2 separate regions of the Homo sapiens genome follow, and region 1 is linked to region 2. The links are chromatin contacts, found by Hi-C in ENCODE. All regions are on one chromosome and are shown on one strand. Each heading gives the region's core, a stretch centred on a gene start or an enhancer-like site at or near the end of the contact. The rest is flanking DNA. Distances are from core to core; before and after follow the strand shown.

What was found. Hi-C counts contacts between places; a loop is a spot of excess contacts on that map. Pooled maps may share reads with other maps.
Region 1: a loop to region 2 is called in a pooled map, with 10 times the contacts of the local background. The contact joins the enhancer-like site here to the promoter of ATP8A1-DT in region 2. A Hi-C loop is called at or near these places in 2 of 37 single-sample maps with no recorded cell type and 3 of 50 pooled maps.

What each region holds. Positions count from the first base shown.
Region 1 is chr4:48,046,190-48,048,889 of GRCh38, forward strand. No RefSeq gene overlaps it. Among named protein-coding and RNA genes, the nearest start is that of NIPAL1, 31 kb to the left of the region's middle. RefSeq lists an enhancer at 1,444-1,643. Within about 2 kb of position 1,307, at least 7 of the 41 ENCODE cell types and tissues checked have a DNase peak (open chromatin) inside an H3K27ac peak, as active enhancers do.
Region 2 is chr4:42,656,158-42,658,857 of GRCh38, forward strand. It overlaps ATP8A1-DT (ATP8A1 divergent transcript), which reads left to right and starts at 1,366. Exons shown (of 1, transcript NR_186688.1): 1 at 1,366-2,190. It overlaps ATP8A1 (ATPase phospholipid transporting 8A1), which reads right to left and starts at 948. Exons shown (of 37, transcript NM_006095.2): 1 at 668-948. The coding sequence starts at 716. RefSeq lists enhancers at 135-184, 1,175-1,384 and a silencer at 675-1,144.

The DNA of each region.
Region 1 (2,700 bases), core at 57-2,556, 5.4 Mb after region 2:
CCAGCTGGAAGTTCAAACCACACCGGCCTCAGCCCTTTCATAAAACCCCAAGGCAGCCTGCCCTCCCCACTTGCTCAACCTATTTTCAGACCTGCTTGGGAGCCTGCCCTGTGCTCCTCAGAAAGCCTCATTATTTGAGTCATAAACCTTTTCATATCCTCTTGGGGTATGGCATCAATAATCCCAATCTTTGAACCAAATTTGGGGTAAGGGGTTCATCCATTTCTGGGGTTGATGACAATATAGAGGGTGACCACAACACATACACTAAAAAATGATTCATTATTTATCTGAAATTCAAATTTACCAGTTGTCTCATATTTTATTTGGCAACCCTGTCTCCAGGACTTCATCTTCATGCCCGTTTCCTCAGAGTCACAGATGGGTGCTCTACTTCCAGGTCCCAAAGCCATATTCCAAGCAGGAAGACACAAAAAATTTTTTCCTTCTATTAAGACCTGGGCTTTGTATTTGGGAAAGGAAGTCCTCCCCAGGCACTTCTAGCTATATCTCACTACATGGAACTTTCTCATGTGGTATGCTTGCTATGAGAGGGCCCTCAAAATTGAGTATTTTAGCCTTCCAAAACATGAAGAATAGAGAGTTGTAGGTGACTTTTGGAATATAAACCCAGTGTCCACTGGGAAGCTGTCTGTTGCCATATATTATGGGTATAATCCTTTTGAAAGTCTTCTATTTACCCGCAAGCTAGTTTTCCTCTTCCTGAAATCCTGTTAGTTAAGGGAGTTGGGGGACAAATGCCACCCTGGGAAGAATGATATGGTCCAAGGACCAGCACCTGTGTCATTATCTGAGAGCTTGTTATAAATTCAAAATCTAAAGCTCCACCACAGACCTCCTGAATCAGAATCTACATTTTAACCAGGTCCCCAGGTGACTGTATGTATTAGTGCATTAAAGTTTGAGAAGAACTGGCTTAGAAGGACCCTAGTTTTCACATTTGCCATTGGAATAGCCCAAGGACCCTTTAAAAATACCAATGACTTCCCTAGATATTTTGATTCAATTGGCCTGGGGTGCAGCCTGGGCATCAGGATTTTTTAAAGCTCCCACAAGATTTTAATAGGCAGGGACGTTTAATAACAACTGCCCTAGAACAGCGACGCTCAACCCTGGCTGCCCATTGGAATCACTTGGGGTGCTTGGTTTTAAAACTACCAATGCCTGGGTCCCCCAAGAGCAGTTAAATCAGAACTGGGGAGATGAAGGAGGATGAGAAGGTAAGACACGGGCAATGGTATTTTTGAAAAGCTGTCAGATCATTCTAGTGTGTGAAAACCACACCAGGAAGAGGAAGTGAAACACTCACATTCTCCAGCCCAGTGGTTTGCGGGCAGAAGAGGGAGAGTGATATTAGAGGGGTTAAAGATACTGCAGGGGCAGGAGGGCCAGGTAGAGGGTACTGGCAAGGGCAGGGAGGCTTGCATTCTGCCTTGTGTTCAGATTCCTGGAGGGAATTGCCCCACGAACTGTCTGGAAAGCAGCCATGGACAAACTCTGCAGCACAGCATGATTAAGCAGGGGAGTGAGGGTAGAGGCAGGAGTGCAAAATTGTAAAGTTTTAGCTTTTTGAGCTATTCTCAGTCCCTGTGTGGTATGGACAGGACCCAGAAGCTCCCACATGTGCTCAAGATGGTCCTCTGGAAGCAGCTGAGTTGAATCATTTCCCAAAGAAATGACATGGCACTCACCCTTCAAGAGCAAGGTGACCTGCAGCCCAGGCTGAGGGGCCAATGAAGACTGTGGCAGAGTCTAAACTTACACCATAAGCCTGCAGTGCCAGCAAGAGCTGGGGTGAGGTCAAATCAGCCAGGGAGAACTCCTGTGCCCTAGCCAAGTCAGGAAAGACCAGTCCACACCAGTCACCAGCTCCACCTGCAAAAGCTAGCTGGATAAGCAGCAACTAGGATGATAAGAAATGTTGTGGAGATCAGAGGTGCCAAGAGACACTGCTCCAATACAAACAGCCCTTCCCCTTCACTTCACCGCTGTGAGGTCACCTTGCCAGGGCTGAGAGTCACAGTCTGCATTGGAAGGGCTACTAATTGCTAGCTGTTAGCATCCACTCCAGTGGGTCTGTGTCTGTGTCAAATCAGTTAATTATGTTGAATGTCACTCCTAGATAAAGTTCCCCCTTTCCCTGCTCTACTCAGATGCTGTGTTGGGCAGAAACAGAAAAGGAGAAGCAAGACCTGAGAGCCTATCCATTTTACTGAATGAGAATATTTTCATCATTGCACTAAGCTAAAGTTATAGGGTTAAAATCAATCAAGTTTCGCCAGCCCTACCCAGCCAGTAGGGACACATGAGGAAATCTACAGAAGTTACAGGCAAAATAAAAGAGCTACAGCTTGTCTGTACATCTAACAGTAGTGTGAGGAAACTTCCATTCCTGCTGTAGACGTAAGGATAATCTGCTTCTTCTATGAAGTATTCTTCTTCTTCTTCTTCTTCTTCTTATTATTATTATTTGAGATGGAGTCTCGCTCTTTCACCCAGGCTGGAGTGAAGTGGCATGATCTAGGCTCACTGCAGCCCCCGCCCCTCAGGTTCAAGTGATTCTCCTGCCTCAGCCTCCTGAGTAGCTGGGATTGCAGGCGCCTGCCACCACGCCTGGTTAATTTTTGTATTTTTAGTAGTGATGGGGTTTCACCACGTTGGCCAGGCTGGTCTTGAACT
Region 2 (2,700 bases), core at 116-2,615:
CAAGAGCTGGCCCCAGGTGGAGCAAAGAAAACAGCTTCCACCTGGCTGAAAAGTCAGCTCAGCTGGCCGAAGTGAGGGTTTCGGGCAAAAGGGAAACACAAAAACGAAACCTCAGACGCGAGCCGGTGGGACTCCGCTGCAGGAGGCAGAATTGCAGAAGCTGTAATGCAGGGAACCCACTCGGCACCCGACCCCGATGAAGGCTCCCCGCGCTTCGAGAGCCAAGGGACTACGGATCAAAGGATCCTGCAGCCGGGGAAAAGCAAACTCGCTTCGCTGGGAGCTCAGATAGGGGGTTGCAAAACGGTGGGCGCCGGAGGCAGGGGCGGCGGGCTGGGGATCTGCTGAGTGGAAATCGAACTGGTGGGGAGGGAGGTGGGCAGGGCGAGTGAGCTCAGTGACTGGGACCTAATGGTCACACTGCGGTGCAAAGCACGCCTCGGGGCTCCCGCGGAGAACACCCATTCGAGGGTACTGGAGCCTGGAAAGGGTCTGCGAGTACACTGGGGGCAGCGCGGGGGGAAGGGTCCCCTAGGGGCCGGGCGCGACAGTCGGACTGCCGCCGGGGAAGAGGTAGGATGCGGTCTCTTCCAGGATAAACACACACGCTCACACACACACTCGCTTCCCGACCCCGGGCTAGCCCCGAGCCTCGGCGGCCCCTTACCTTCGGCGCGCGAGCGGATCTCCGACACGGTCCTCCGCATGGTGGGCATCGCGGCGGCGGCTGCAGGTGGGTCCTCAGCCCGGACTCTGCACCTGTCACGGCGTGGTACACGCGGGAGACCCGGCTGCGCCGCGCAGAGCGCTCAGCTGCAGCCTGGGCCGCGCCGCCGCCCACCTAGGGCAGAGCTGCCGCCGGGCGCGGCCCCCGCACGCCGACAGGAGGAGGAGAAAGGCAGCGGTGGCGGCGAAGGTGGCGGCGCCCGCAGAGCTGGGCGAGCTCTTGCTGCAGCCGCGGAGGGGCGGCTCGGCGAGGGGCGGAGCTCGGGCGCCGGCGCCGGGGGAGGGGCCTGCGGGGCTCGCGCTCCCCCTCCCGCGGCCGCTCAGCAAGGAAGGCGGGTGAGGGGCGGGGAGAGCCAGGGGGAGCCTCCTTCGCCCCGCCCCGCCCCGCTTCGGACCGTATCACGACTCAAAGGGGGGATCAACTCTTAGCCTCCTTAGTCCTCCAGCGTTTTCGCTCCGCCCTGTGGAGTTGGTTGACCCGGTTCCTCCTCCAGGCCACTCGGACTCTCTCACATCTTGCTCAGAAAGGAAAGACTGCTCTGGCTGCTGCATTCTCACGAATCCCCTCCCGCTACCCCTGGCTTTTGATCGCAGTGGAGCCGCCCGTCGTCCGGAAAGAGCTGTTGGGTCTGAGCCGGCAGGCGAAGGCGAAAGGGTCTGGGACTACAAGGTTTAGCTCCCAGCCAGAGCAGGAAAGGAACGACTGACTGTTCGCCATCTGGGTGTAATTCTAACCTCTCTGCACGCCCAGCCCGACTCGTGGCCTGAGCCGCACTTGTCCTCCTGCCTCGCCCACTAGCAACAGGCTGCCAGGTCGGGAGGCCCCTGGTGCCCATGGTGCTCTTGTCCATGGGGCTTGGGTGCATCTGGGCCCCGCCTGCAAGTGGGCCCGGTGCATCTCCCTAGTTCAGGCTCTGCAGCCTGACAAGGCACTGAAATAGCAATTAAGCCAACTAAGTATTGGCCCAGGTGGTTCACAAAAGACTTTTTTTTTTTCTTTTAGTTAAATCTGCATAAAGTTGGATGCAGTCGTTTTATCTGCAAAGGGGAGAGGAGTCTTTGTATAAAATCCATAAATATGTTAAATTTTAATTTGCCGATGTCCTTCAGACTATCATAGCCTCATTACCTTTTATTTTGTATACCGAGATCTATGCTAAAAAGTTGTCAAAACAAATACTTCACCTTCAAGTTAAGATGTAAGGTTTTGTGCTGTTTCTGGCGAGCTGCTGAACTGGCAGGAAAGGAATAAACCAGAAACAATAAATCAGAAGCAATTTGCTTCTTCCCTCATTTCATGCTCTTCCTCCAGCAACCAGCGAAAGAGATCCTCACATAGAGGCCTTTTATTTGAGATCTTTTCACATCCTGAAGGGAGAGAGCTGGAGAGGTTTGACCTGAGAGAGAAGTGATTATTTCCAAGCCTCAGGAAAAAATGAAATAAAATCTGCTAATAGCGTCCTATCTCCATTTGTGGTATTTCTTCTGCTTCCTGCAGGTAGCACTTGCTAATCAGAGCCCTGCCCTACATTAATACTCAGGCAGTCAATGCATATTTATGAAGAGCCCACTCTAGTTGGCTCTGATTCAGAGGCTGGAATTAGAACAAAGAAAATGTATTCTCAGTGTTCATGGAACATCTCAGGGTAAAGCAGGACTCAACAATAAATGAATCTATCTGTTTCAGTGATAGTCATGATTTAAAGTATGGTCTTCTAAACGTAAAAAATGAACACAGCTTTATCTGGACTGTCATCACTGGGCATTTTTATTTCTTCCAAGGCCCAGGGTCTCCTTGTATAAAGCAGGCTTGCTCTGGCTTAATGAACATGAGTCTGAAACAAAATTAAAGGGCTAACATAGCAAGGAAAATAGTAAAAATAATAATCAGCTTTAAAAGTTAGCGAACAGAAACTGGAGGAAATGCAGTGCTTTTCTGATTAACATTTTAGGTGTAATTCTATATGAAGCCAT